2 separate regions of the Homo sapiens genome follow, and region 1 is linked to region 2. A link is an interaction called in ENCODE POLR2A ChIA-PET data of the cell type or tissue named here. Cell type or tissue: PC-3. All regions are shown on one strand. Each heading gives the region's core, and the rest is flanking DNA. Links, peaks and the distances in the headings are about the cores only. Region 1 has its middle 12 kb from the start of LINC02838. Region 2 overlaps ABCA13 (ATP binding cassette subfamily A member 13).

Region 1 (16,245 bases), core at 8,229-10,728, 170 kb before region 2:
CCATTACATCTGAGAAGTATGCTCAGGAAATTGATGAGGTGCACTGAAAACTGTAACACCTGTAGCCAGCATTGGTCAACAGAAAGGGCCCAATTCTCCACAACAACACCGACCGCATGTCGCACAACCAAGACTTCAAAAGTTGAATGAACTGGCTACAAAGTTTTGCCTCACTTGCCATATTCACCTGACCTCTCGCCAACTGACTACCACTTCTTCAAGCATCTCAACAACTTTTTGCAGGGAAAATGCTTCCACAGCCAATAGAATGCAGAAAATGCTTTCCTAGAGTTCATTGAATCCCAAAGCATGGATTTTTACACTACAGGAATAAACCAACTTACTTCTCATTGTCAAAAATGTGTTGATTGTAATGGTTCCTATTTTGATTAATAATGATGTGTTTGAGCTTAGTTATAATTATTGAAAATTCATAGTCCAAAACCACAATTGCTTTTGCACCAGCCTAATAGTTGTCCTCTGTGATTTAATCTCCTACTGGGATGTCTCTTTACTTCATCTCATCTTCCTCCAGGCAGCTTCTTCACAGCTCCAGCCCTCATCACCTATCCTTTCCACCATGCTTCTCTGTCCTACCAGGCAGTTCCAGCTCCTGTCATATAGTAACCCCATTTTTTCCCAGATGACCCTCTAGCCCTAACACAAAAATTTGTGTTATTATTTTGTAAGTTGTTAATCAGTCATTATTAATCTCTGAGATGCCTTACTTTCTCATTTTTATCTCTTTTGACAACTTCATAAGCAGTTCCTCACATTACATTTCCTCTCTTGGACTCCAGGAATAGATTTTTTGTTCTCTTAGCTTTACCTTGGCTGACAGCAGCTGGGTACCAAGAGTGAGCTCATGAAACAGACCTTTGAGATAAGATTTAAAAATTTGAAGGCTCACCAGTTTGACCTGAATTAATGATGACTTCATTGTTGTTGGAAAATGGGATGCTAAAAGTCAATACCCATGGACAACCTAACTAATGGAAGCGGTCTCTCTCTCAGTCTGGAGACAGGCTGTCTTGTGCTTAAAAACTTTGAGTAATAACGTCACCCAAGAAGGTGCCTCATAAAGAGGTTTCTATTATCCTCCAGTTAATGGAGAAAAACAAACTCTATACAATACCTTAAAGAGGTTTATTCTGAGCCATTATGAGTGACCATCACCTGGAGAAAGCACAAACCCAAGAAGCCTTGAATAAGTGATTCTGAGGCAGCTGGATTACTGGATAAGTTCAGGAAGGCAGGAGTTATAGGCAAAGACATAAATCAATACATGAAAGGTATACATTGATTTTGCCCGAAAAGGTGGAATATCTTGAAGTGGGGTCTTGCAAGTCATAGATGGATTGAGATTTGTTAATCTGAAATTGGTTAAAGGAACAAAGATTTGTCTAAAAACTTGGAGTTAACAGAAAGGAATGTTTAAGTTCAAATAAGGATGGTGTGTTAGAGTCAGCCGTAATATGACCTATTTAATAAGACTGATTGCCTGCAGGCAAGACTTAATGCTTGCCTTGCCTTGCCTTAGGTTTTGTTTATAATTTGATATTTTGTTGCCACAAAAGTCTTTTTTGTCAGTCTTGTAATATCTATTTTGACATTCATGCTGGTCAGTTGTGCCTAAACTCCAAAAGGGATGAGATAAAGGCATGTCTGACCTCTCTTCCCATCATGGCCAGTTATATGGTTTGACTGTGACCCCACCCAAATGTCATCTTGAACTGTAGCTCCCACATGTCATGGGAGGGACTCAGTGGAAGACAATTGAATCACAGGGGCAGGTTCCCCCATATTATACTCTTGGTAATGAATAAGTCTCATGAGATCTGATGGTTTTATAAGAGGAAACCCCTTTTGCTTGGCTCTCATTTTGTCTTTGCCAGCCACCATTAAGAAGTCCCTTTGCTCTTCCGTCACCTTCTTCCATGATTGTCAGGCCGCCCCAGCTGTGTGGAACTGTCAGTCAGTTAAACTTCTTTTCTTTATAAATTACCCAGTCTGGGTATGTCGTATTAGCAGCATGAAAACTGACTAATAAAGTAAATAGGTACTGATAGAGCAGGGCACTGCTATAAAGATACCTGAAAATATGGAAGTGACTTTGGAACTGGGTAACAGGCAGAGGTTGGAACAATCTGGAGGGCTCAGAAGACAGGAAAGTATGGGAAAGTTTGGAACTTCCTACAGATTTTTTGAATGGCTGTGACCAATATGCTGATAATGATATGGGCAATGAACTCCAGGCTGAGGTGGTCTCAGTTGGAGATGAGAAACTTGTTGAGAACTAGAGTAAAAGAGACTCTTGTTATGTTTTAGCAAAGAGACTGGTAGCATTTGGCCTCTGCCCTAGAGATTTGTGGAACTTTGAACTTGAGGGAGATGATTTAGGGTATCTGATGAAATAAATTTCTAAGCAGCAAAGCATTCAAGAGGTGACTTGGGTATTGTTAAAAGTATCCAGTTTTAAAAGGGAAACAAAGCATAAAATTTCAGCAAATTTGCAGCCTGCTGATGCAATAGAAAAGAGAAACCCATTTTCTGAGGAGAATTTCAAGCCAGCTACAGAAATTTGCATAAGTAACGAGAAGCCAAATGTTAATTGCCAAGACCATTGGGAAAATGTCTCCAGGGCATGTCAGAGGTCTACATGGCAGCCCCTCCTATTATAGGCCTGGAGGCCTAGGAGAAAAAAATGGGTTTGTGGGCTGGGCCGAGGGTCCCCCTGCTCTGTGCAGCCTAGGGACTTGGTGCCCTGCATCCCAGCCACTCCAGCCATGGCTAAATGGGGTCAAAGTACAGCTCGGGCTGTTGCTTCAGAGGGTGCAAGCTCAAGCATTTGCAGCTTCCACGTGGTATTGAGCATGCAGGTACATAGAAGTCAAAGATTGAGGTTTGGGAACCTCTGCCTCAATTTCAGAGGATGTATGGAAATGCCTGGATGCCCAGGCAGAAGTTTGCTGCAGGGGCAGGGCCCTTATAGAGAATCTCTGCCAGAGCAGTGTGGAAGGGAAATGTGGGGTCAGAGCCTCCACACAGAGTTCCTTCTGGGGCACTGCCTAGTGGAGTGGTGAGAAGAGGGCCACTATTCTCCAGACCCCAGAATGGTAGGTCCACCAACAGCTTGCACCATGTGCCTGGAAAATCAACAGACATTCAATGAGCACCCATGACACCAGCCAGGACGGAGGCTGCACCCTGCAAATCCACAGGGGCAGAGCTGGGCAAGACCATGGGAACCCACCTATTGCATCAGCGTGATGTGAGATGTGGAGTCAAAGGAGATCATTTTGGAGCTTTAAGATTTGACTGCCCTACTAGATTTTGGACTTGAGTGGGGCCTTTAGCCCCTTTCTTTTGGTTAATTTCTCCCACTTGGAACGGCTGTATTTACCCAACGCTTGTACCCCCATGTATCTAGGAAGTAACTAACTTGATTTTTATTTCACAGGCTCATAGGCGGAAGAGACTTGCCTTATCTCAGATGACACTTTGAACTATGGACTTCTGAGTTAATGCTGAAATGAGTTAAGAATTTGGGGGACTGTTGGGAAGGCATGATTGGTTTTGAAATGTGAGCACATGAGATTTTGGAGGGGCCAGGAGTGGAATGATATGGTTTGGCTGTGTCCCCACCCAAATCTCATCTTGAATTATAGCTCCCACAGTTCCCACATGGTATAGGAATAACCCAGTGGGAAATAACTGAATCATAAGGGCAGTTTCCCCCATACTGTTCTTGTGATAATGAATAAGTCTCACGAGATCTGATAGTTTTATAAGAGTGGCTTGGCTCTCATTTTCACTTGGCTCTTGTTCTCACTTGGCTCTCATTTTCTCTTTGCTGGCTGCTAAGTAAGATGTGCCTTTGCTCTTTCTTTGTCTTCTGCCATGACTGTGAGGGCACCCCAGCCATGTGGAACTGTGAGTCAATTAAACCTCTTTTCTTTATAAATTAACCAGTCTCAGGTATGTCTTTATCAGCAGTGTGAAAATAGACTAATACAGCCAGGAATTCAGTTTTTAAGGTTTTTCTGGGATTCCTATGGCCAAGAGGAAATCTGTTCAGTTGGTTGGGGGCTTAGGATTTTATTTTTAGTTTATAGGCTGATATAGTTTAAATATTTGTCCCCACCCAAATCTTATTGCTCTGTAATCCCCAATGCTGGAGATGAGGCCCCCTGAGAGATGTTTGGATCATGGGGGCAGATTCCTCATGGCATGGAGCTGTCTTCATGACAGTTAGTTTTCACAAGATCTTGTCATTTAAAGTTGTGTGGCACCTTCCCCCACCCAGCACCTTCTCCCTCTCCCTCTCTTTCACTTGCTCCTGCTTTTGCCATGTGATGTGCTGGTTTCCCCTTTGCCTTCCAACATTGCTGTAAGCTTCGTGAAGCATTCTTAGAAGCTGAGCAGATGCCAGCACCATGCTTTCCTGTAAATACTGCAGAACTGTGAGCCAATTACACTTCTTTACTTTATGAATTACCTAGTCTCAGGTATTCCTTTATAGCAATGCAAGAATTACCCAATACAAAAAAAAAATCATAATAGGACTAGGATATTGTTATAAAGATACCTGAAAATGTGAAAGTAGCTTTGAAACTGGTTAACAGGCAGAGATAGGAAGAGTCTGGAGGACTCAGCAGAAGACAGCAAGGTAAGAAAAATTTTGGGACTACTCAGAGACTATTTAAATGGCTGTGAGCAAAATGCTGATAGTGATATGGACAGTAAAATCCAGGCTGCCAAGGTCTCAGATGGAAATGAGAAACTCATAGGGACCTGGAGCAAAGGTCACATGTGTTAAGCCTTAGCAAAGAGCTTGGCTACATTGTGTTCATGCCCTAGGAATCTGTGGAAGTTTGAACTGAAGAGTGATAACCTAGGGGCTGAAAGAAATTTCTAAGCAGCAAAGCATTCAAGATGTGGTCTGGACGCTTCCAACAACCTACCCTCAGATGCAGGAGCAAATAAGTGACCTAAAGCTGCAATTTATTTTAGAAAAGAAGCAGAGTGTAAAAGTTTGGTAAATTTGCAGCCTGGTCATGGGGCAGAGAAAGAAAAAGCTCTTTTGGGAGAGGAATTCAAGCAAGCTGTGGAGCAACCTCTTGCTGGAGATATTTCCATAACTAAAATGGAGTCAAATGCTAATATCCAAGACAATGAGGAAAAGGCCTGGAAGGCATTTCATAGACCTTCTAGGCAGCCCTCTCATGACAGGCCCATAGGCCTAGGAGAAAATGATAGTTTAGTGGGACAGGCCCAGGGCACCACTGCCCTGCAAAGCCTTGAAATAATACTCCCCACTTCCTCGCTGTGTCAGCTCCAGTCTTGGCTCAAAGGTGCCCAGGTACAGCTACAGCTTGGGCTGCCACTCCAGAGGGCAAAAACTATGAGCCTTAGTGGTTTCCATGTGGTGTTAAGCCTAAGGGTGCAAAGAGTGCAAGAATGAATGAGGCTTGACACCCTCCACCTAGATTTCAGAGGATGTATGGAAAACTATGGGTGCCCAGGCAGAAGCCTGCTATGAGGTGAGCCCCCACAGAGAACCTCTATTAGGACAGTGCAGAGGGAAATTGTGGAGTCAGAGCCCCCACATAGAATCCTTGAGGGGCACTGCATAGTGGAGCTATAAGAAAGGGGTCACCATTCTCCAGATTTCAGAGTGGTAGAGCCCTGGCAGCTTGCACCCCGTGCCTGGAAAAGTCACAAGGCACCCAACAACCTGTAAAAGCAACCATGGGGGCTGCACCTTGCAAAGCCACAGAAGCGGGGCTACCCAAGGCCTTGGGAGCCCCCCCACCCCCACCTTGCTCCAGTGTGCCCTGGATATGGGATATGAAAAAAGTAGATTATTTTGAAACTTTAAGATTTAGTAACTGCCCTGCTGGGTTTTGAACTTGCATGGGGCCTGTAGCACCTTTCTTTTGGCTTATGTCTCCTTTTTGAAATAAAAATGTTTACCCAATTCCTATATGCGCATTGTACCTTGGAAGTAACTAACTTGTTTTTTATTTTACAGGCTCATAGGTGAAAGGGATTTGCTTTGTCTCAGATGAGACTTTGGACTTTTCAGTTAACGCTTTCCATTAATGAGTTAAGACTATGAGGGTCAGTGGGGAAGGCATGACTATATTTTGCAATGTGAGAAGGACGTGGGATTTGGGAGGGGGCAGGGGTGGAATGTTACAGTTTGGATATTAAACCCTGTCCAAATCTCATGTTGAATTGTAATTCCAAGTGAGGCCTGGTGGAAAGTGTTTGGATCATGGGGGTGGATCCTTCATGGCTTAGTGCTGTCTTCATAATAATGAGTCCTCACGAGAGATCTGGTCTTTTAAAAGTGTGTGGCACCCCCCCCACCCACCTGCTGACTTGTTCCTGTTTTTGCCATGTGAGGTACCAGCTAATGACTGTAAGCTTCCAGAGGCCTCTCCTTAGAAGCTGAGCAGATGCCAGTCTCATGTTTCCTGTAAAGACTGCAGAACTGTAAACCAATTAAACCTCTTTTTAAAACAAATTTACCAGTCCCAGGTATTTCTTATAGCAATGCAAGAAAAGCCTCATACACATGCCACAGTTAACCCTTCCATTTCGTATAGCTTCCAACTTATAATGAGAATTAGACAACAACATTCTTTCAGGAGAAAAATACAAAGTCCCATAAGAAAAGATTGACAAGAGCCTGTGGGCCATGTGTGGGAATAACCCTGGGGTAACTGGATGGAGGATGACATAAGTGCTTGATCTGGCTCAATTTGTCATTACAGGTACACTTTCTCAAGATTTAGGATTTAATATACTAGCTTATTTTTATGTTATTATAAACGTTTTTCTATTGAGATCAAGAGGATATACTTACAACTGTTACAGTTCTCATTTCGGCATCCAGTCACGAGGTCATAGCTAATATGTATAACTATATTCTTCAGCTCACCATTCATATTTCCTTTTCCCAAAGCAAACACCTTGGCTGGTCATCATTTCTTGTCTGATGCGGTCACCCAATTTTTCACATTTGAAGGATCTGGGCTATTAGATGTTTTGTCTGAAAGATGCTCCATTTTTTTCACTCATGTTAATTATAGCACATAGGAATACTAAGAAGTGACCTAGGGGATCACCTTTATTTTGGACATATTCTTTCTCACCTCAGCAGTGTAGCAGAAACCTAATTTCTCCTTGATACCTAGTGTCAATCACCCTAGTCAGCCCAGTACCTCCTCCTTTGTCTGTTGATTCACAAGCAGGAGAAACCTAAGCGGCCAGGTGTCGGTCTTAACTGCTAGTTTAATGGAATCGTTGTTGTGTCCCCTAATGGAAGCATTTCTTCTTTTGTAACTTAAACTAATCCAGCATGTCTTATCATCATAATGTTATCAATGTAATGGACCAACATTATGTCTTATCGAAGAAAAGGCAACTAAATTATGAATAAGGCAGAAGAGTTGATCTACTCCTCAGATAGGCCCATGAAGACATGGCTAGCTGAAAAGAAAATTTCTTCTGGTGATGTTTCTCAGCAGATATATAGAGAAAAAAAAATCACAGGATACAGAACAGTGTGTCAGATACCAGAGGCTGCATTACTTTTCTAACACAGCAAAACCACATCTGGAATAGCAACTGCTATTTTCTTCAATCATTTCCCAAGATTCACCTGCAAGTTGAATTGGGATGTGGTAGAAATCACTGTCTCTGCATCTTTCAAGACCTAGACAGTGACACTAATCTCTGCAATCCCTCCAGGAATGTGATATTGGTTTTCATTTACTATTTTGTGGTTAGAGGCAAGTGGAAGCCACTACATATATAAGTAAAATGAATTACATACCCACAGATAGTGGTCATTATTATGAAAAAAGAAACTGATGACTTTAAAGGAATCAGAAAAGTCTTTAATTATTTCTTAATTAAACCTAGTGTTTTGAAACAATGTTCAAAAATATTATCTCAAATTGATATAAAATATGGACTAAAAAGCTGCCACTAACCTCAATGTTTTTGGTGTTCGGAACAGATTTCTCATTTAAATAGAATCATGATATCATGATCACAGCTCATTAAAGAATAATTCTCTAAATACTCAGTCCACATTCAAATTTGTCCAATTCTACAGAATCCTCAGGATAGAATCCAGGCATCAGTAGTTTTTAAAGCTGAAGGGTGATCTCTATAGGCAACCAAGGTTGAGCAATACTGCTCTAGCCCATGTATTTCCTGAATGAAATTTAGGTCTAAAAATTTGATTCAATTTAGTTAAAACATTTGTTGCAAGAGTAATTTCCAAGTGAAGTTATCCTTCCTACTGTATCATATGCAGAAGCAACTATTATTCAGATATAGCACTAGTAGTAACATTAATCTCTCAATTAAAATATATTTTTTTCTTTTTTGCAATGATCAAGCTATTTGCACACATTTTATTTGCTTTTTACACTAAAAGAATTCTATTCACCAGAAACTTTTATGAATTAGTAACCATGGGTACTTTCTGACTTAATTTAATATTTTATGAATATTAAAAAATGATGGTATTTCTGATTTTTTCTTCTACATTTATGATCTAAAATTATTCTCTAAAACATGAACTTAACTTCAAAGTTTTAAAAATTATCATGTCAATATTACTACTTACAATAATATAAGTAAATTTTAAAACTTTTTTGTAGTTTTTTAATTTTTCTATAGGATATAAACACTGAAAAAGTGTATATGGTCAGGTCACTATATTTAAACTTACTACTTAAAATATTATATATTCATTTCACCATATTAATATGTAGGTTCATTTGTTTCTGTTTTCAATTTCGAGGTGTGCTTTTTAACTAAATTTTGCTTTTTGAACATGGAAAATATTTACAGAAGTCCAAACTATATAAAAAAGTATATTCAGTAAAATGTTGCTTTCATCCCTGTATTTTTTTATCCAATTCTCCTTGCCTATGAGATAACCATTTGTATTAGATTATGGTTGATTCTTTGAGTGTATCTCTTTTTTTTTCAAAATTAGGCAAATAATTGATTTCAAAGATTACTCCCTGTGATGGTTTATTTTAGGTATCGACTTAACTGAATTAAGGGATATCCAGATAGCTTAGAAAGCATTACTTCTGGGTGTGTCTGTGACTGTTTCCAGAATAGATTGTCATTTAAACAAACAGAGTGACTGAGAAAGACCTGCCTTTATCCAATGTGGGCAGGCATCATCCAATTGGCTGCAAGCCCAGATGGAACAGAAAGGCACAAAGAAGGTGAATTCTCTCCCTCTCTCCTGAAACTGGGACACCCAGCTTCTATCCTTGGGCATCAGAACTCCAGGTTCAACAGCCTTTGGACCCTGGGACTTGTACCAGAGGCTCCCCAGCTTCCCGGCTTCTTCTCAGGCCTTCAGACATGGACTCAGTGTGCTACTGGCTTTCCTCATTCTCCAGTTTGCAGATGACCTATTGTGAAACTTCTCAGCCTCCATAATCATGTGAGTCATCTCTCCTAACAAGTCCTCTCTCAAATGTCTGTATCATTTTTATGATATATATATATTTACATATCCTATTGTTTCCATTTATCTGGAGAACCCTAATATATTACTATATACTTACTATATAGTAAGTATATACTTACTATATACTTACTATATACTTACTATATAGTAAGTATATACTTACTATATACTTACTATATAGATTTCTTCATTGCTTTTTCTTTTTAATTATGGCACACTGATAGTTCAGTCAATTATCAATTTTTATATAGAGAACATTTAAAAAATTAACAGTCTTTGCTCCAATGGAAAAGGCTGTTGTTGGCCAGCAATGGCTAGCATGGGGGCAGCAGAATGGATTCTGTCTTAAGTTTGAGGTTTATCTACTTTTCTTTACACAATGCTGTTTTCTTGTGAACTTTTGAACACTCAAAAGTCAGGAATTACATATAGGCTCATTTTACAATCAAAAGACAAGTGGATAAAATATTATTCATATTACATTTAAGTGGCGAAAACAGCTATTTTAAAAAAAAATTGTTACCAAAAAAAAAAAAGGAAAAATGTCATGAAAGAGGAGGGCTGGGTGAAACCAAGATATTCCATCCTATATATGGAGTCAACACACATATCCCAGAGAAAGTGATGTTTAAGTTGAGGTTTGGTGCATGGTTAGGACAAAGCCAGGAGGACAGGTTCGGTCAAATATGTTTGGAGCATGGAACAGCCTAGAAAAAATGTCATTTCCAAAAAGAGATTGGAAACATATGGGAAATTAGTAGAAACACAATTGTGATAGAGCCCTAGTGAGCTGATAATTCTCTCCAAAATTATTCTTTCTTCTCTTGATTTTGTTAATCTCATTCCTAGAATCCCAGCACTCAACTGAAAAATAGCATCATCTTCAGCTGCGCCTTGTTCAAACCCCCTACATCTACAACCCTGAGGTCATCTTTTTTTTGTCTGTCTCCTCCTCTCCATTCTGTTTGATACTCTGTAATGCAGAAATTGGTAACCACTCATCCATCCTACAAGTGCCCCCATATTCAAATATATATATATTACATAAGGTATCTTTATATTTCTAGTTCAATTCTTTGAATTTCCTGTTAAATTCAAACATTATTATCACAGCCACATTTTATCTCAAAGTGGTCCTTTTGGCACAGATAGTCTTTGAGTATCTTTTACCCCTCATCCTTTTCCATGATCTCCAAAGCTAAGCTCCGGGGTGCTCACTGTGATAGAATATATTATTTTCTAAAGTCTTCGCTCCTCTATGTATTTTGTACCCTTTGACATGTAACTTTGCAGTCTCTCCCACTAAAGGAGAGGAAGACTAGAGGCATAAACAGAGCCATAGCAACTGGTGCACAGTTCCAGAAGAATGACAATAGCGAACCACACAGTGATGGATTAACATTGCTCAAAGGGCAGCTTGGGCCTGGCTCAGCTTCTGGAAGTACCACTAAGCCCTTGGAATGTCCTTTTGGGAAAAGTCAGCATCTTGTCTTGCTTTATAGTACAGTATAGTATAGTATAGTATAGTATAGTATAGTATAGTATAGTATTTATAGTGAAGTCTATTAGGTCCTAAGAACTTTCTTCTTCAGATATACATATCTAGACACCTTCTTCAGCCATCCCTCCTACTCCCACACCCTTATGAAAAATCATGACTCTTCTGAAAATGAGACTTCTGAGAACATGCACCTTCTCCAGATGATGCTCCAGTAGACAGGGCAAGAGTCTGACTTTTACCAAATCTGTCTGACATTTGGTTCATGTAACTGACTTCTGCCAAAACTATCTGGCTTTTTTCTTATAGATTGTATCCTTGTTGTGAAGCAATGACTGCCTTAACTTTAGTAGATGGAGATCTGTTGTGAAATTTAAAATACATTGCATTTTCAATTTCACAACAACAATCTCTGCTCTGATATCTTCCACTGGCTTTGCCACTTACTCTCTGTGAGACCTTGGGTAACCTACTTAACCACCCTGGCCTTGGTCACCTATAAGAGAGGACAAATAACAGTGAGTAACATAAAGCGTTGTTGTGAGTTCAGTGCATAAGCATATAAAATGTACCTAGGATAAAGCTTGGAATATTACTATAATATTGTAAGTATTCAATAAAAACCAGCCATAATAATTATTACTACTCTCATATAATTATTATTAACTTTCTTAGATGCGAGTTAAGCTCCCTAAGGTTCCATTTTGGCTCATCTCTTTTACCAAGTGCATCTGTGCTCTTCACAGTGCTTAGAACATTTCGAATAAGATATTTTATATAGTATTAAAACTTCATCTGAGGCCCTAAAACAGAGAATAAAAGGTGCTAATTTCTCAAAAATTCTAGGGAGATTCCAAACCAACTATATAGAGCATATTAAGTTTCTCCACTATCCCAGAACCAAACTTCAGTGATGAGAATTCAGGGCTGAATTCTGCTACCAGCAGTAACAAAGTCATTGCTGTTTGACTAACCTGCCCATCTATAATAACAAGAAAGCTGAAACAATTGCAGGAATAGTTGTTTAAAAGCATCAGAAAAAAACTAACACAGATATACATCAAAGGACCAAAGTCCCAGAAAAAAGAGAAAGACATGAGATAAATATTAGACTAACACCAGGTTTTTTCTCTGAGGACACTTGTAGACTTTCAGATCAGGAGAGAATCTGAACAAAAAAACGTGAATGACAGCATCTGGCAGTCTCTCTGGCCCACACACACTTAAACTGATGTTGAATGTTACCACAGCATCCAGGACTTAAGGGCTTGGGATCAAAATGAAATGGAAATTTCATGGAGACGAGCTGTCAACACTTTGCACGCAATTCCCCTCAATACTGATTCCTAAATTGCACACACAACAGGGCAAGAATCTGCAAAATTAAGCATCAAGTGGCTTCAACAGAGTAAAAAGCTAAGCAGATATTTCAGAACTTTGGTGATTCTGGGAAGATAAAAAATACAGTTCTGGGCTTGCCAAAGAGGAGAGGCCCTGAGACATAACTCAGGCTTTTTCATGGGACTCTGGAAAGGATATACTATAGCAGTAAAGGTGAACTGAAAGTAAATATCTGATTATACTCTATATGACTAAAAGTATAAATTAAATTCTTTTCTATAGAGCAAAGAAATTTAATTCAGAATTTCTACAAATCATCCTGTACTATATTGAGATTTACCAAGTATGCCAAGAAGTAAGAACAAATAACTAAAACCCGAGAGACTATAAGACATCAGAAGCAGACCAATAGGTGATCTATATATCGGAGTCTATGAATACTTAAATTATTATTATATATTCAATTAAAGGGATGAAAAAATGAAAATTTCACCAGAGAATTAAAATATATAAAATAATAAAACAGAAATTCTAGATATTAAAAGCAATATAAGTGATAGTAAGGATTAATGACAAAAAGTTTCAATATAGATAGGTGAATACACATTAGATGCAGCAGGAAAGAAGATTCATGAACTGAAGATGATTAAGCATAAAACATCCATATTGAACCAAAGAAAGACAAAGAGGAAAATAACAAAAAGAGTAGACACATATGAAGCACAGAGAAAAGGTCTAATATATGTGTAATTAGCATCTGAAATCAGAGAGTAAAGAGAATGGGGAAGGAGCAATATTTGAAGAGATGTTTAGCAAAGGATTTTCTAAAAATGATAAAAAATAATAAACAGATTGTTCTGCAAACCTCACACAAGACAAATGAAAAAATTTCTGACACCATCACATACCATATGCAAACTACTAAAAAATAGAGACAAAGATAAAATTGTCGAAGTAATCATTGAACAATGTGTACACCTTCAAAAAGGCAACAGTAAAACTGACAAGCTAACATTTCAAAAGATGTGATGGAAAAAATGAGGCAATATAATGACATTTATTTTTAATGAGGAAAGGATAGCTGACCATGTAGAAATTTTCATCCAGTGAAAATCTCCTCCAAAAGTGAAGGGGAAAAAAAGAGATGTTTTCAGGCAATCACTAAAAAATTCATTATGATAAAAATGACACTAAAGAAATTACTAAAGGAAGCTCTTGCAGAAAAATGATCCATGATTATTTTCCCAGGAAATTATTTTCCCAGTAAAATAGAATAAGCAGTAGTAGTAAAAAGGGTGAATATGTGAGTAAATGTACATAACGCTTGGCTGTTTAAAACAGTATTAATATTATCTGGTGGATTTAAAATATGTAAAATTAAAATATTTTACTGAAGCAATATGAGAGAAAAGGAGTCTCAATGCAGTTAAAATGTTTTAAAGTCTTTTTATGATTCACAGAGCAGTAAAGACACTGATTTAAGGTAGAATACAATGGAACACTTTCCAATAGAAATACGATGTAAATCATACATGTGAAGTCAGAAATTTTAATAGCTACACTAAAAATTTTTTAGAGAATGAAAAATTTAGAGAATGAAATTAATTTTAATAACATATTTTATTTAATTCTCTATCTCGAATGTTATTTTAATAGATACAAAAATTAATACTGGATATTATGTATTATTTTGTCAGTGTTAAATACTTGAAATCCAGTGTGTATTTTACATCTGCAGCACAATTCAATCTAGCACATTTCAAGTGCTCCAAAATCACATGTAGCCAGTGGCTGCCAGGTTGCACAATAGCACTCAACTATATCAGGGATGCAAATAGTAATTGTGAAGGTAAGTACTAATAAAAATAAGAATTAATAATAATGATTAACAGGCTAACAGATTGAAAAAATATGAAGGAATAAAATATATTTACTTCATACAAACATGCAAGAAAAGGATTGATCAAATAAAAGATGACAAATAGAAAGCATGGCAAGATTGGTGATTTAGACTTAACTGTACTTAGATTTATATTAAGTCAAATAATATAAATAGACTAAAAACTCTAATCAAAAGACAAATAATGTCAATTTGGTGAAATATACAACCAAACTTCAAGCTGCCTACAAGAGAAACAAATTCATTATAAAGAGATAGGAAGTTTTAAAGTACACTGGAAAAACATATACGAGGCAAACACTAACCAGTGAATGCTAGTGCTCCAAGAATATAAAAAGTATAAGGCAAGAATCATTAGTAAAGATTGAAACATATTTTAAAATGATAAATAGATCAATTCAACAAGAAATATAACATTTCTAAATGTGTTACTTCTTCGAATTTAGCGGGAGTTGAAGGAGGCATGTGGTCTGGACAACATGGTATAGACTTGGCTTTCCCTGCTTCTCCCCTCTAGGTCTAACTATAAATCCTGGAAATAGTGCAAGATGCAACAAAAGGCGTATTCTGAAAGATGGGAGGACAAAGGTGAGTTTGTTAGGGACTGAGGACTGAAAGAACAAGACATGGTGGGGTGTCCAATCTTGGAGACAACTTTGGTCTCACAGGTCTGAAACTCCCCTTGCCCTCAGGAGACAGCAGGCAGCCAGACAGTATTGGAAAGGGCAAGGGGATCCCTCCATAACAAGCACTCTGGTAAGCAATTTCTATCCCCACAAGGCATGAAAATCTCTTCTGTCACTTGAGGGACACTGGGTGGTCAGAAAGTACAGGCAAATGGGATCCTGCCTCAACAAGCCACCTGGCTTGGGAAGACTTGTTGTCCCTCCATGGTGGAGAATCACTTCCGCCACCTGGAGAGACCATATGCCCCGTCCTGAGAAAGAACTTTCTGCCCCCTCGGGATGCCAGCAAGGTCCAACAGGAGCCCCAGACACACCATATAAACCAAGTAGAACAAAATACTACTACAAAGGCTCATCTAAGATTTATTTGCATGCTAAATCTAAACAGAAAGCATACCTGCTGAAACAGGAAATTTAAACAGGATCCAGAATCTCATAATAGATATAACAGGCATGCACAGAATACAATTGAAAATCACCTATCTTACCAAGAACCAAGAAAATCACAACCTGAGAAACACAATCAACTGAAGCCAACACTGAAATGATACAGATGTTGGAAATATCTGATGAGGACTTTAAAGCAGCTATCATAAAATTGAATTAATAAGCAATTATAAACTCTCTTGAAACAAATACTAGCAAATCTCAGCAGAAAAATAGAAGTTACTCAAAGAAGACCAAATCAAATTTACCCAGGTATGAATAATATAATAAAAATTAAAAAAACTTGCCAGATGGGCTTCCTAGTAGAACAGAGATGACAGAGAATAGAATCCATGGACCTGAGGACTAATCACTAAAATTTACCCAGTCTGAATAACAGATAGCAAACAGAACCCCCCGCCCCGCGCCCCCCCAAAAAATTGATCAGAGCCTTAGGGATACAGAAAAGTAAAATATTCAACATTTCTACTTAAAGAAATAATGGATAAAAACTTCTTAAAGTTAGCAAAATATATAAACTTTACAAATTTAAATATCTAAATGAATCCCAAATAGAATAAATCCAAAGAAATCTGTATCAAGAAACATCATAATTAATCTTCTGAAAATTAATGACAAAGAAAAGGCTTGAATGTAGCTGGAGAAACTATGTTATCTACAAGAGAACCCCAATTCAAATGGCAGTGAGTTTTTCATCCAAAACCTTGGAAACCAAAAGAAAATGACACAAAACTTTCAAATGATATTTAAGGAAAAAAAACTGAACCACAGATTCTATAACTGGTGAAATTATCCTTAAGGTAAGAAGATGAAATAGAGACCATCTTGGACATAAGAAAACTAAAAGGATATGTAG
Region 2 (16,245 bases), core at 5,317-7,816:
CCTTAATACCCACATCAGACAATATATCAAAAAAAGAAAACTATGTGCCAATATCTCTGATGAATGTTGATGCAAAAATCCTCAACAACATACAAGCAAACTGAATTCAACAATGAATTAAAAAGATCATTCATCATGACCAAGTGAAATTTATCCTAGGGATGTAAGGATGTTTCAACATATACAAATCAATCAATGTGATACATCATAACAACAGAATGAAGGATAAACACCATATAATCATTTCAATTGATACTGAAAAAGTATTCAGTAAATTCAACATCCCTTTATGATTAAAAACCCTCAAAAAACTGGGGAACATCCCTTAACATAATAAAAGTCATATACAACAGACCCACAGCTAGTATCACACTGAATGAGGGAAAACCTGAAAGCCTTTCCTCTAAGATCTAAAACACAACAAGGACACCTTCACCACTGTTATTTAACATAGTACTGGAACTTCTAGCCAGAGCAATCAAATAATAATAATAATAATAATAATAAATAATAATAATAAAGGGCATCCACACTAGAAAGGAAGAACTCAAATTATCCTTGCTGCAGATAATATTATCTTATATTTGAAAAAAATCTAAACACTCTAGCACAAAAAACTACTAGAACTGATAAACAAATTAAAGTTTCAAGATACAAAATCAACATACAAAAATCAGTAGCATTTCTACATGACAACAGTGAACAATCTGAAAAAGAAATCAAGAAAGTAATCCCATTTAATATAACCACAAATAAGATTAAATATCTAGAAATTAACCCAACCAAAGAAGTGAGAGATCTCTACAATAAAAATGGCAAAACATTGGTGAAAGAAATCAAAGAAGGAATAAAAAAATGGAAAGATATTCCATATTCATGAATTGGAAGAATCAATATTGTTAGAATATCCATATTTCCCAAAACAATCTACAGATTCAATACAATCCCTATCAAAATACCAATGGCATTCTTACAGAAATAGAGAAAACAACCCTAAAATTTATATGAAACCACAAAAGACCCAAAATAGACAAAGCTATCCTAAGCAAAAAGAACAAAACTAGAGGAATCACTTTACCTGACTTCAAAATATACTACAGAGCCATAGTAACCAAAACAGCATGGTACTGGCATAAAAACAGGCACATAGGCCAATGCGACAGAATAGAAATCCCAGAAACAAATCCATACACCCATAGGAAATTCATTTTTGACAAAGGTGTCAAGAACATACATTCAGAAGAAGATGGTCTTCAATAAATGGTTCTGGGAAAACTGGATATCCATATGCAGAGGAATGAAACTAGACCCCTATTTTCTCATCATATAAAAAGGTAAAACCAAACGAATGAAAGAATTAAATCTAACACCTCAAAATATGAAACTATTACTTGAACAGTTACTATTACTATTACTTTGGAAAACTCTCCAGGACATTGGTCTGGGCAAAAATTTCTTGAGTAATACCCCACGAACACAAGTGATCCAAAGCAAAAACAGACAAATGGGATCACATCAAGTTAAAAAACTTCTGCACTGGAAAAGAAATAACCAACAAAGTGAAGAGACAGCCCAAAGCATGGGAGAAAATATTTGCAAACTATCCATCTGAAAAGGGATTAGTAACCAGAATACATAACAAGTTCAAACAGATATACAGGAAAAATCTAATAATTTGATTTAAAAATGGGCAAAAAATCTGAATAGACATTTTGCAAAAGAAGGCATACAAATGACAAACAGGTATACGAAAAAGTTCCCAACATCACTCATCATCAGAGAAATGCAAACCAAAACTACAAAAAGATATCTCACCCCAGTTAAAATGGCTTTTATCCAAAAGACAGGCAACAAGCAACAAATGCTAGAGAGGATGCAGAGAAAAGGGAACCCTCATACACTGTTAGTAGGAATGTAAATTGGTAGTCACTATGGAGAAAAGTTTGGAAGTTCCTCAAAACTAAAAATAGAGCTACCAAAGGACCTAGCAATCTCACTCCTAGGTATATACCCAAAAGAAAGGAAATCAGCATGTAAAAGGGATATCTGCACTCCCACATTTATCACAGCACTGTTCACAATAGGTAAGATTTGGAAGTAACCTAAGTGTCCATCAGCAGATGAATAGATAAAGAAAATGTGGCACATATACACAGTGGAGTGCTATTCAGCCATAAAAGAGAATCCCATTATTTGCAACATGTATGGAACTGGTGGTCATTGTGTTAAGTGAAATAAACCAAGTACAGAAAGACAAACTTCATATATTCTCACTTATTTGTGGGAGCTAAAAATTAAAACAATTGAATTCATGGAGAAAGAGAATAGAAGGATAGTTACCAGAGGCTGGGGAGGGTAGTGGGTGTGTAGGGAGGGAAGTGGGGATGATTAATGGGTACAAGAAGTAGTTGTAAAGAATGAATAAGACCTAGTATTTTATAGCATAACAGTCAATAATAACTTAATTATACATTTTAAAATAACTAATAGTATAATTGGATTGTTATAACAAAAAGGATAAGTGTTTGAGGGGGCAGATACCCCATTTGTCATGATGTGATTATTATGCACTGTACGCCTATATCAAAGTATCTCATGTACCCCATAAATATATATAACCCTTATGTACCAACAAATATTAAAAATTAAACAACTTAAATCATAACATTACTTTGTACCCCGTAAATATATACAATTATAATTTGTCAATACATATTTTTTTCTAAAAAAAAAAAAGGCAACAAAGGTGAGGAACAATGCTCCTACAATACAAAGGAAGTACAAAGTAAAACCTTGCTAAAAACCAAGACTGAACTAAGACCTATACATTTCTATTCAACCTATGTTGTAGGTCCAAATTCTGTATCCAACCACCACCAAAGTAAGCAGAGAGAATTCTACTGTCCATTGCTGTTGATCAACATCAACTTAATAAAAAGTTTACATTTTCTTAGATGAGTAAAACAACATCCTCTAAAAATAAACAGTGGAAAAGGAACAAAATCTCTAAGATTCAGCAAAACATGTATCTGAATATTAAGGAAAGACACTGGTATTTCCAGAAGAATGCAAGATGAAGCAGCCTCAATGAAATAGAAACATAAAACCCAAGGAAAGGAATGTCTGAGATAAAATTGTAACTTTTTTTTTAAGGCCCTCCAGAATGAGAACAACAGGTTAATAGGTTAAAATTAGTAAGGACTGCAAGGAAACCAAAATTATTTTCTTAAATTAAAAACAAAACTATGAATAAAGGCTAAAAGGACAAATGAAAATACTACTAAGCCTTGATGATTTGACAAGGAGTTTAATGGGTTTTGTTTTCTTGCTTTTTTTGGTTAACTTCAGAGGAAAGAACATAAAACATGTAAATATCTGAACAAGAATCAAAGTGAGGCTGCCTTGGACCTCTCCATTGCATGCTGACTGTCAGAAGACAGTAGGATAATGCCCAGAGTCTGGTGAGAAAATGTGTGACCTTAGAATGGCATGTGCATTCTTGTCTTTCAGAAGGGAAGGCTGAAACCTACTCTCTGGTAGTCAGGGAATCAGGACAGGGAATCTCTCACTGCAGTCATCCTTTGTTACAAAAATAAAACACAACTAAGATTAATTTTACCAAACTGGGAATTAAGCATTATTATAATGAATGAAAAAGTTGGTGGTCAGTAGAAACAAATTAAAACAGACATATATCTTAAAAAAAAAAAAGAGTGCAATACATACGAATTTATTTGAAAAGAAAAAATAATAAAGTAATAACCTAAAAGCAGTCTAAATCTAAAATCAAAGAACATTATCAAGACTGAAGAGAAAAAGGACAGATCTAATAATCCTTAGATTTATGTGTCTGTAACTCAAAAATATTTCACTATTGATTCTGGAAATTCAAATTTTTGAAAAATTCAAAGGAATACAACATAATCACATGGGATTATAGTGGCAATGCAAAAGTGGTTTTAATTAATCTAGACATCTAATTAAAGATGAAGTTTAAATGTACATTTTACTTTTATTGCCTCACCAAATTCTATCAAAATGATAGCTCACTCTATAGTGAACAGTCAGTAAGCCCTAGCCATATACCAAGGGTTTTCATTAAGGATTTTAATGCTCACATATTAAGTAGGAGTAGACAATCACAAAACATTAGCTATTTGAAGGAAATATATGACATGAACAATACAAAAACAAACAAAAAACTCCAGAAAATTCAGGTAGCTGAAACAATGCAGATAAACTAATTTAAAAGAAAAATACATCAATATTTAAAGAAAAAATGATTTATTTAGATATTGCATTTCTAAAAAGTAGGATGCCATTTTTTTCATAAATAAGTCAAGAGAGAAAAAATAATTCTTGAAATATTTAGAAATATGACTAAAATAGAATGCTCAGTAAAGAGCTGGAAGGTAAAAAAAATTTTCAGTTGGCCTCTATTAGTCTTATCTGTAAAATTATTAAAAACAGTATCTGCCTGGGATGACAGTTGGTGCACACTGATAGTGTGGGGAGGTGACATAACATGGATGACCTGTGCAGGTCTGCCAAGCAGATGGATGGATGGATGGACGGATGGATGGACAGACGGATGGATAGATTAAAAAGATAGATAGATGAGATAGATAGGTATGTAGGTACGTAGATAGATAAATAGATGGATTCACAGTATTATTCAGCCAGTGGCATCATCCACTGAAAAAAGAAGAATAAACAACAACACACACATAAATTAAGAGATTTGTTACTCAAAGATAAAAAAGAAAGTAGAGACCAGGCTTGGTGGCTCACGCCTGTAATCCCAGCACTTTGGGAGGCTGAGGGGGGGCGGATCACTTGAGGCCAGGAGTTCAAAACCAGCCTGGCCAACATGATGAAACCCCGTCTCTACTAAAAATACAAAAATTAGCCAGGTATGGTGGCAGGCGCCTGTACTCCCAGCTACTCTGGAGGCTGAGACATGAGAATCATTTGAATCAGGTTGGGGAGAGGTTGCAATGAGCTGACATCGCACCACTGCAATCCAGCCTGGGCAACAGAGCGAGACTCCATTTCCAAAAAAAAGAAAAATAGAGACTTCAAAGAGTTTGGTAAAGAAGAAAATATATGAAACGCAGAATTTTCTATAAAAATAAATATTCAGCTACTTTGTGGTAAGCATAGGACAGAAATGTTAGCTATGCTTCATCTGCCTATGAAGACTTCATGACTAAAACACCAAAAGCAATGGCAACAAAATTCAAAATTGACAAATGCGGTTTAATTAAACTAAAGAGCTTCTGCACAGCAAAAGAAACTAGCATCAGACTGAACAGGGAACCTAAAGAATGGGAGAAAATTTTTGCAATCTACCCACCTGACAAAGGTCTAATATCCAGAATTTTCAAGGAACTTAAACAAATTTACAAGAAAGAAACAAACAATCCCATCAAAAAGTGGGCAAAGGATATGAACAGACATTTCTCAAAAGAAGACATTCAACTGGCCAACAAACATGAAAGAAGCTCAACATCACTGATCCTTAGAGAAATGTAAATCAAAACCACAATGAGATACCATCTCACGTCAGTCAGAATGGTGATTATTAAAATGTCAGGAAACAATACATGCTGGTGAGGCTGTGGAGAAATAAAATCGCTTTTATACTGTTTGTGGGAATGTAAATTTGTTCAACCATTGTGGAAGACGTGTGGTGATTCCTCAAAGATCTAGAACCAGAAATATCATTTGATCCAGCAATCCAATTACTGGGTATATACCCAAAGGAAAATAAATCATTCTACTATAAAGACACATGCACACGTATGTTTATTGCAACACTATTTATGGTAGCAAAGACATGGAACCAACCCAAATGCCCATCAATGATAGACTGGAAAAAGAAAATGTGGTACATGTACTCCATGGAATACTATGCAGCCATAAAAAAGAACGAGATCATGTCCTTTTGCAGGGACATGGATGAAGCTGGAAGCCATCATCCTCAGCAAACTCATAAAGGAACAGAAAACCAAACACCACATGTTCTCACTCATAAGTGGAAGTTGAACAATGAGAACACATGGACACAGGGAGGGGAACAACACACACCTGGGCCTGTTGGCGGGTAGAGGGCAAGGGGAGGGAAAGCATTAGGACAAATACCTAATGCATGCAAGGCCTAAAACCTAGATGACAGGTTAATAGGTGCAGCAAACCACCACGGCATATGTATACCTAAGTAACAAACCTGCACATTCTGCACTTGTATCCTGGAACTTAAAGTAAATTTTTTTTAAAAAAAGTAAAGAAAAAATAATGACTCCTAAATAGGCTAGAGTTGTCTGGCTATAGGTTTACCAGGCAACCACCACCCATCTCTATTTTAATAGAGATGTAGTCAAGTTTCAATCTTAGAAAGAAGCTGAGAATAATCCTCCCTTCCTGTGTGAGTCAGTAGACTCACCTGTGCCTGGCACTGACAGGATTAGAGCTCCCCAGGTGTAAGGAGCATGTAGGGAACATAGAAGCTGTGCAAGCAAGGCATGCAGAAAACACCCTGGCATGAGGGAACCTGCACATTGCTCATGGTGGCTTAGTTTCTATGTAACGAGAGCAGCTGAAAGGGAGATAAGGTCTCCCAGTGAGGACTTCCCATGAAGCGCTAGGGAGCTCAAACAATATATTAACTAAAATTTGAAGATTGGAAGTCGACATGTGAACTCTCACACAGCTCAATACATAAGCCATAGCGTGAGGTTGCTTTTGACGTTTAACAATCTGTGGACAAAAAAAAAAAAAATGTGTTACATGCTGGTGTTTTTATCATCCTTCACTCCCAGTACTGTATTACATTAACTAAAGAAAATATGGTTTTATGTTGGCATAGCCTTAGAAAGAAAAATAGATTCTAGATTAACAAAGACTTCAACTCGGCTTTTATATTTAAATGTCTGAGAAAGAAAGCAATTCCTTCCAATATTCCTCTTCAGTGAAATTATCCCTTAATTAACAAAATGCTTAGGGACATTTCTCCGCCAGGGGACTTTCAGAAGTTTTCTAATACCACTGCGTAATGAAACAAAGACTGTACCCAAGATGATTTAATTATAGTGGCATATCGGGATAGGAATATAGAAATATATGTATTCCTATAGGATAAACAATATTTTCCAGTGAAAACTAACAAATGAAAATACTCGCTGTGTATGAGCAGTTAGCAGTTTGTTATATACAGAAGATATTTTCCACTAAAAAGAACATATTATCAGTTCTAGCTATGCATCAACCTTGTTGTTCTTGAAAAGACACAAAAGACATCGTGGATGACAGAAGCCACACCACAGGTAGTGTGTTAGCAAACAGGAAGTAAACATCAACAAGTAGCAAATACAAATGCTTCTCAACTTAGGATGGGGTTACATCCCAATAAACCTATTGTAAGTTTAAAATACTGTAAGTTGAAGATGCATTTATTGCACCTAACCTACCAAGCATCATCACTTATCCTAGCCTATCTTAAGTGTGCTCAGAACACTTACATTAGCCTACAGCTAGGCAAAATCATCTAACATAAAACCTATTTCATAATAAAGTCCTGAATATCTCAAGTAATTTAGTAAATACTGTACTGAAAGTGAAAAGAATGATTGTATGGGTACCCAAAGTATGGTACTCACTGAAATGTGTATCATTTTTACACCAGTGTAAAGTTGGGACATCACGGACCATGTGTGCAGAGGAGTGAGCATCTTCAGTGTGAAATTAAGAACACCTCTGCACATACTGTATTCTGGGTGCTCCCCATGGAAGCCTGAGGCAGCAAGCAGCAGGGAAACCCATCTAATACAGATCTACATGGGGCCGACTGAAGTCAATGCTTGTGGCTAAATACAGATGCTTTCTGCTAGTTTGCACATTCTGCCATATCTTAGACATAGCATGGAAGAGGCAGCATTTTCTTTCACAGAATAAGACTTTTTCAGCTAAGAGATACTTTGTTCCAGGGAAGGGAAATTCAAATGAGAATATAACTATGTAATAGAGAAATGACTCAGTACATGCTGGCATAGAAAACCAGTGGAATACAAGGTAGGCATTAATGTGAAGACTGTGCAGCAGTTCTGAAAACATTTTGATATGATGATGTAAATTTAAAAACTGAATGAAATGAATGAAAAAAATATACACTGTATATGAGCATTTTTGTGTATATGTACATGCAAGCATGTGTACATGCAGACAGATAATTGATACATACAAACATAGAGGCACAGTTAGACCATTTTTTTAAACTGGTGTCTGCAAGAATAAAAATCACTTTGATGTAAAATTAGAGAGGACTTTCTTTCATTGTTTTCCTAGGTTAGTATTGTTAAATTGTCATTTAATTTTAAATGGAGAAAATTAAATTGTCAACTAGTTGCTAGTTGGTGAGGTTATGATTCAAACTACTCTAATTTGTGATTCATATTAGTCTAAAGGAAGATGAAACATTTAAAAGCAATAAATGAGTTCCATGTCTTTTTGTATATATTGGTAGTGCATTGGTTTATATGAAGCACAGTAATTTATACATAAATTTTTAAGTATTATATACATAATACTTAGAATTTTGATGGTGTCATAGCACTTCATAGTTATTGTTCACATGAATTCTATGATACGGTCACTTAAAAAACGGGAAAACCTAAGGAAAAAACAGTTTATCCCAGTTGCATATATTAAAATGGAGCAAACTCAAAAAATGCTAGTTTGAAATGTGAAGAGAAAGGCTTTTGTCTTAAGAGTTTATATCCCGTTTATTATTTAATTGTCTGATAATCTAACACACGATCATAGCGCAAGATTTGGAAAGTACAGGAAGGATTAAGAAAAAATAAAACTTAACCTATAATTCTGTGTCTATATATAACAACTATTGACCTATTAATGCATTTTGATTCATTATGTTCTTTCATTTTACTGGATTCTGTTTATATTCTTGCTGTCAAGAAGTTGGTCTTTGGTCTAATTCATCACTGCCAAATTAAACTTTCTGCAACAATGAAAATGTTTTGTATCTGTGCTGCCTGAAACAGAAGGTTCTTGTACTCTTGAAATGTTGCTAGTGGCTGCTGAGAAAAAAATTATAATTTGATTTGATTTTAACATATTTACATTTAATTTTAGATGCTACAAGTGGCTAGTGGCTATTATTGTGAACAGATGCAGGTGTATTTCTTACTTTGTGGTGACCTGCCACCTTGTTTCTTTTAAGAGTTTGTTTTTGGAATTCTTGGTTTCAACACAAAGTGCCTAAGTATGAATGTCTCATTTATTATATTCAATAAATGTAATGTTTCTTCAATTGAAGGAAGCAACAGTCTTAACACTAGAAAATCCTCACCTATTATTTCTTCAAATGGTGCCTCTCTCCCATTGTCTCTATTCTTTTGTTCAGAAATCTAATTAGACTTATGTTAGACCTCTTTCTATCCTCCATATTTCACATAATTTCATTTTCATATTTTTTATTAGCAGTACATCATTTGTTTTTAACCCAACCATTGTTTTTCTTTTTAATAGCCACAGTTTTTAATCTTAGTACTTTTTTTTTCAAATCTATTCTCTCTCATATCATGGTACTTCTTACATTTTCTTTGTGATTGTAGTTCTCTTACATTACATTCTTTGTGTGCCAATTCTCCTTTTTGTGATAGCCATTAATTTATCTATATAGTAGATAGTTGTCTTGTGTGTTTTGTAATGTTTGTTTAGTCACTCCACTTTAATGGGCTCTTGAAAAAAAATGATATATGAGCTGTGAGACCATCCTTGCAAAGATTTGTGTTTTCTTCTTAAAAGTGCCCATGGGTATCATCAAACTGAGGTCAATGTTTATGTTATATTCTTGGGTAGGGGGAGTTGTGGTTCTCAGATCACAGGTAGTCAAATTTAAACTCCCACAATTCTAGGAGTTTCAGTTCTAGGGTATAAGCTCAGGTTTTCAAAATTCCAGGGGAGATTTTTTTCTTTTCACCTCTAATCCTAGACAGAAATTAATGTTTTCCTATTATCTTTCTATGCCAGTAGAAGGTCTTTTCTAGATCCTACCCCTTCAGTAAGGATGCAGCCTTTCAACGATCCTAGCTTTATACAGAGTTTCAGTTCAATGCTTCTCCACATGCAGAGCTGCAGTCATAGCTCTTGCACCATCAGGGACATTAAAACCTATGCCTCCAAATCAGAAATTTACATATGCTTTGCCCCTTTCTTAGGTGGCAACACAAGCAATTACTCTGGAATGAAAGTGTGAAAACTCTGTTTTTCCTCTGCTCTCACACCACAACAATCAACACAAGACTTCTGTGACCAAATGTGTGGGGATTTCTCCCCACCAACAATCAAGCAATCATTTCTGCAGCAGACACCAGCTGAATGTTCTCTAGTTCAGTTCTATTCTGACCCTATCTGCCTGCAGACATAATCAGATCCCACAAGTTGAGGGCTCAGTCCCCAAGACCGCTCCCTTTCAGATGCCAGTCACAAGCCTCAGGTTGTTTTACCTGAGCTTCTGACCTTTTGGGATCGGCCAGGGATCCTATGACCCTCTTCTTGGGTTTGATTAATTTGCTAGAATGGCTCACAGAACTCAGGGAAACACTTATTTGCATTTACCAGTTTATTACAAAGACTATTACAAAAGATAGAAATGAAAAGATGTATAAGGGAAAGCATGTGGGAAGGGGTATGGAGCTTCCATCCCTCTCTGGGAACCACCCTCCAGGAACTATCAAGTGTTCAGGTATCCAGAAACTCCCTGAACACAGTTTTGGGGGATTTTACAGAGCTTTTACAGAGGCATGGTTGAATAAATCGTTGGTCATTTGTGATCAACTTAACCTTCAGCGTCTCATCATCCCCTGAGATTGAGGGGTGTGGCTGGAAGTCCCAACCCTGTAATCCTGCCTTGGTCTTTCTGGTGACCAGCCCCATCCTGAAGTGACCTAGAGGCTGCCAGCGCCATAAATCATTAGCATAAAAATTACATCAGTTTGGACATTCCAAGAATTTTAGGAGTTGTAGGCTTGGAAATGGGTCTAAGACAAAAATATATATTGCACAGTATCACATCAGGTTTGTTGGTTTCTTCTTTTATGGCACCTGGAAATTTCCCTCCTTTCTTGTGACCTCAGATAGGTACTAATATAATCGTTTTAGATAATTCTTATCTAGTAATGAGAGCATTTTCAAGTTATGCTAATCTTCCATTTTAATATATTTAATATTATTTTAAATGATTTTGCACCAACATTTTGTAATTAATGTAATTGTTAAATATATAGGAACAATACCTTCTCAATTATTTACTAGAATAAATATATTTTCATTTAAACCTTTATCCAAGTTTCTGTTATCTCCCTAGGCACAAATTTCCCAGAAGGAAAATTATTAGCCCAAGTATTTTTTATATATATTGCCATGCTTAACTCCAGTAAAATTATGATTTATATTCCAAAGATAAGCATATAACAGTGTCCACTTTACTATACCTTCATGAAATTGTGCACTACATTTTAGTTGTTTATAATGATTAAAAATATATATGTATCTGTTGTTTGTTTTGCATTTTTATATTAATGATGGCAACTATTTTTAAAATGTTTATTAACCATTCACTTTCATATTGTGTTTAATGCTTAAGTCTTATGCCTATTTTTTATTTTTTTTATTTTTTACTTTTTTGAGATGGAGTCTCCCTCTGTTGCCCAGGCTGGAGTGCAACGGTGCGATCTCGGCTCACTGCAACCTCCGACTCCTGGGTTCAAGCGATTCTCCTGCCTCAGCTTCCCGAGTAGTTGGGATTACAGGTGCCCACCACCATGCTCAGCCAATTTTTGTATTTTTAGTAGAGACAGGATTTCACCATGCTGGCCAGGCTGGTCTCGAACTCCTAACCTCAGTCAATCTGCCTGCCTCGGCCTCCCAAAGTGCTAGGATTACAGGCGTGAGCCACCGTGCCCAGCTAGCCTATTTGTATTGTAATTGTAGTCTTTTCCTTATCACTATACAGTAATTTACATATTATACCTATTAATGCTTTGTCTTATTTGATCCTTGTTTTCAGCCTTTCAATTTTAATGTTTCGACTTACAGAAGAAATTTAAATTTCTATGTTTAAATATATCTGTATTTTCTACTGTAAATTTTACATTAATTTAATGTCTAAAAGAAATGTCCTTATTGAATAAACAATGTGTTTATTTGCCTTATTTCTAATTTTCTTTGAGGGATAGAAAATACCAATCTCAGGAAAATTTTGCAACTTCTTTTCCTTTTATCACTAATGTAAAATGTGTATACTACCTTTTTTATATTTTGATTTTCTCTTATCGATTAAGCAATCCAATTAGAAAGACATTATTTTATTACAAAGTCAATATAATGCACTGAAATATTTCTTAAGTCATTTAGCCATTATCAACCTATTCTTTTTGAAAAATGTCACGATTAGACCCATCTATTTATTCTTGTGTTTAAAACTTCAGAAATTCTGTGTAAAGCCTACTCTATTCTCTGCAATATCAATTGGAATTACATTAAATCTATAAAACTTGCTAGAGGAGAGTAATAGTAAGATGATTCAGCTTTTCCATTCAGCAACATGGTATTATCTTATTACTTATTTATTCTTTTATGCTGAAAACATCATCTACATTTTAACATATAGGTTGACCATATTTCCTTCTAAGGTTATTCATTACCTTGCATGTGTTTTTTTCTATTGTAATTGTTTTTCATATTATATAGCCTTGAATGTATTTATTATTTTTTCTGGCCACTTCAGTTGAAATTATTTCTTAATTGATCTTCTTGGGTATTTAAGTGTATGATGACACAAAAGATAATAATTAGCAGTATAAATACTCATACTATTTTTTAAACTATGTCTTATAGCAGGAACTTAAATTCCAGAAAATGCTAAATAATAATGTTGATCATGTTATTCTGTTTCTTATTTTAACAGGAATTACTCTAGTACTTCATAAATAAAAATGAAGAGTTGTATTTGTCATGTTTGTATGATAAACAGTCTTGTTTCTTGTGTTGATGACGTGAAACTCATTCTCCAAATATATTACACTTTGTAACTATTAGATAATTAAAGAGTTAAGGTCTCTTCCTTCCAACGTATCCTCTCATTCTCTTTCTGGTTTTCCCAACAGACTTTGCTTTACACCTTATCATTCTATGTCTTTCATATACAGAATTTCTTGACTGCAATGACTTCACATCAAAGAATGTATTTTATTTAGTAGTGTCTTTGCCTCATATGTACCTTTACTTGAATTATATATTTAAATGTTAACGTATTTATACAGTTTTGTTTTGTTTTCATTTGCATAATGGCCATTATTTTTAATTTCACTGTAATGGTGTGTTGTGTCATGTAAAAAAAAAAATACCTTTTTTAACCCAGTTTCTGAGTGTCTGATTTTTTAAGGAAAGATACTCCCAATAATATTTATTATAAAAATATGTGCCTGCTCTGTTATCTGTCAACTTTCCTTTTAAAATATATATATAGATATAACTAAGATATATATCATATGATATTTATATACATGATATTTTATATGTATATATATATCTCTTTTTCTTCTCCCTTTTAAAATATTTTATGTTCTGTCTCATTGATTGTGACTACTTTGTTTTCTCTAATAGTCAAAGGGTGGATAGGAACTGCATGTGATTTAGAGTTTCAAAAACTTGGATTCAAAGCTCCATCATGTTCTAGAAGTTTGACTTCCGGCAAGCCACTTAATTTTTCTGAATCTTAGATTCTTGTCAGTAAAATTAGGATAACAACCTCTTTGTCATTATAATTATCAAATAAGATCTAGAATGTAAAGCCCCTAACTTAATACTCGGCGAATAAGAGAGACACAGTAAATCATGGCTAATGAGATTAACATTTATGGTGTTCAGGAGCCACAAATTTCAATAATTTCAGATGTAATAGTCCAAGTAAATGTTTGATGGTGTCCATCAATAAGGCAACAAGCAATGGTGGCAACTGTGACAAACTGGAACCAACGCCAATCCAAATCCAAAATTTTAACACTATGCTGACCAAATAAAAATGCCACAGCCTTTCATATTTTAAGTAAATATCACAACATAAGATTTTCATCAGAAAACTTGTCTCCAATTTTTAGAGCCTTTTGTTAATCTTGCCACTACCTTAGCAGGACTTTAGTGTTCCAGATATGAGACTGCTAGTTTTAAGTCAAATAATTATTTATTCTTATGCCTGCTTCTCAACTGTGTTGATCAAATTCATAAAACAAATCTTAGTCTTAAATTCCTTACTTCACTTCCTTGTCTTCACTTCCTCTGGGACCTAGTCTATCATGCTGCAGCCTTGACAACTTGCCAAGACAAAAAGTTGAGAGTTACGATAGTAGGAAGAAGAGCTACAGAGAATAGAAAATAATAATAATAAAAATGCATGTGATTTCTGGCCTGAGACAACTATCAGTATATCAGGAGAACATGACATGCTCTGAGCCAAACTACAGTGGACAATTTTGAAATATATTTAGACATGTATTACTCTCAAGTTTGAAGATGTGCATTCATGGAGATTAGTAAATTAAACAGGAAAGTAAAAGAGCCCTGTTTTAGATAATATAACCTCAAAGAAGAGACAAAAATACCTTAATATATTGAATGAATGAGTAGATGTGTTTCAATTAGGTAGCAATAAGCTATGGGCTTCATGGGCAGGAAGGTACATTTCAACTCTCTAAGTAGTGAAAAATTCCATTGTGCTGCTAATTACCTATTTAATTCTTTGAATACCAATGTGCAATTAACATTACAAATAATCAAGGTTAAAATATAATTAATGCAAGCATGATTTAGTTATAATTAAACTAATTACACAGATATGGAGTATAATAAGGGACTTGCAGACCATTATTTGTATGTAAATTTATTCTTCTTTTCAAGAGTAGTTATTTGAATTTCATTTTCCAATTATTTTACAAATGATGAAATAGAATTACAAAGGAGAGAGTCAGTCTTCCAGGGATGAAGAAATAAACCTAATTTTGCTTTATAAGTTAAAATTCTTTTGTCTACATGTACTTGTAAATAGAGAAGTTAGAATTTTTTTTTTCAAAACCTACCTCCAAATTCAACAAAAATATCTTACTTCTTCTATGACTGCAGAGAAAAATCAAGGAAACACTTGAGAGAGATTCAATCCCATACAGCAGGATTTCCTTTCAGAGTAAGTAGTATCACAACTCTCTTTACACATACCAACCTCAAACACTTGCTCAACTAATAAATTTTCTCTACTTTCTGTTCTCAAACATAATTAGCTCTTAATGTTGAGTTTTCACCTATTGACATAGATTAACCCAAGTAAAACTGCATTATCTGCCGACAGACAGAAACAGATATAGCATGTAGCATTTGGAGCAAGATAGATTTGATTTCAGGTCTGCAATTTTCTTCATATAAGTTAGTTGCAGTTAAATGACAACAGCATGTCTGTTTCTGCACAAGGTGGATTTTATGTGGTATAGCATTGAACCTTCATTTAAACATTTGAGTTATTATTTCTAGTATATGGATGAAGAAATGACTAGAGGAGAATGTCGAGAGAATAAAAAAGGGAAATTCTAAGAAGTAAAAGAGATAACTAAGCACAAAGTGACACTTGTGATACATTCTAATTCTATCAGAATGAAGTCAGAATGATACAAGGAAACAAATACATGAAAACCTAATCTGTCACTTTCTGAGGACAGCTGAAAACCAATTGATTATTGTGAAAACTGGGTAAATAAATTCTGTCTCTTTTCCTGTATGAACTGTACCTCTGAGTAGCCAAATAAAAGACAGTTAAAGCATCTCTGTACAAAATTATCCAAACTAGTAAATGAAAACAAAAAGACTAGGTTAAAACATGACCATTTTGCAATGGATGAATTCACCTAAGCATTAAACATCAAAACTGCTAAAAGCAAAAAAAAAAAGACTAAAGACCAGCTATTATGTGCCTATTTTTTAGTTTTATATTTTAATATTTATTATTTTTACACAAGGTTATGAGATTGGCTAATTTTTGTATTTTTGGTAGAGACAGGGTTTCCCCATGTTTCCCAGACCGGTCTCAAACTCTGGGCTCAAGCAATTCGCCCGCCACAGCCTCCCAAAGTGCTAGGATTACAGGCATGAGCCACCTCACCTGGCCCAGACATTATGTGC

Evidence for each region. ChIA-PET counts read pairs that join two places held together with the same protein. Peaks named below come from ENCODE experiments on the same cell type or tissue, not always from the same donor. Only the 100,000 strongest peaks of a DNase experiment are listed, where the experiment ranks them.
Region 1: POLR2A ChIA-PET joins it to region 2 with 10 read pairs; 2 of 35 experiments call an interaction of 5 or more read pairs at or near these places.

Annotation. Positions count from the first base shown.
Region 1 is chr7:48,712,146-48,728,390 of GRCh38, reverse strand. No RefSeq gene overlaps it. Among named protein-coding and RNA genes, the nearest start is that of LINC02838, 12 kb to the right of the region's middle. In PC-3, for the core only: no CTCF peak of the experiment used is centred there; DNase peaks (open chromatin) are centred at 9,210 and 9,440; H3K27ac peaks cover 358 bases.
Region 2 is chr7:48,539,085-48,555,329 of GRCh38, reverse strand. The region is part of intron 55 of ABCA13 (ATP binding cassette subfamily A member 13); the gene reads right to left. Among named protein-coding and RNA genes, the nearest start is that of LINC02838, 160 kb to the left of the region's middle. In PC-3, for the core only: no CTCF peak of the experiment used is centred there; no DNase peak of the experiment used is centred there.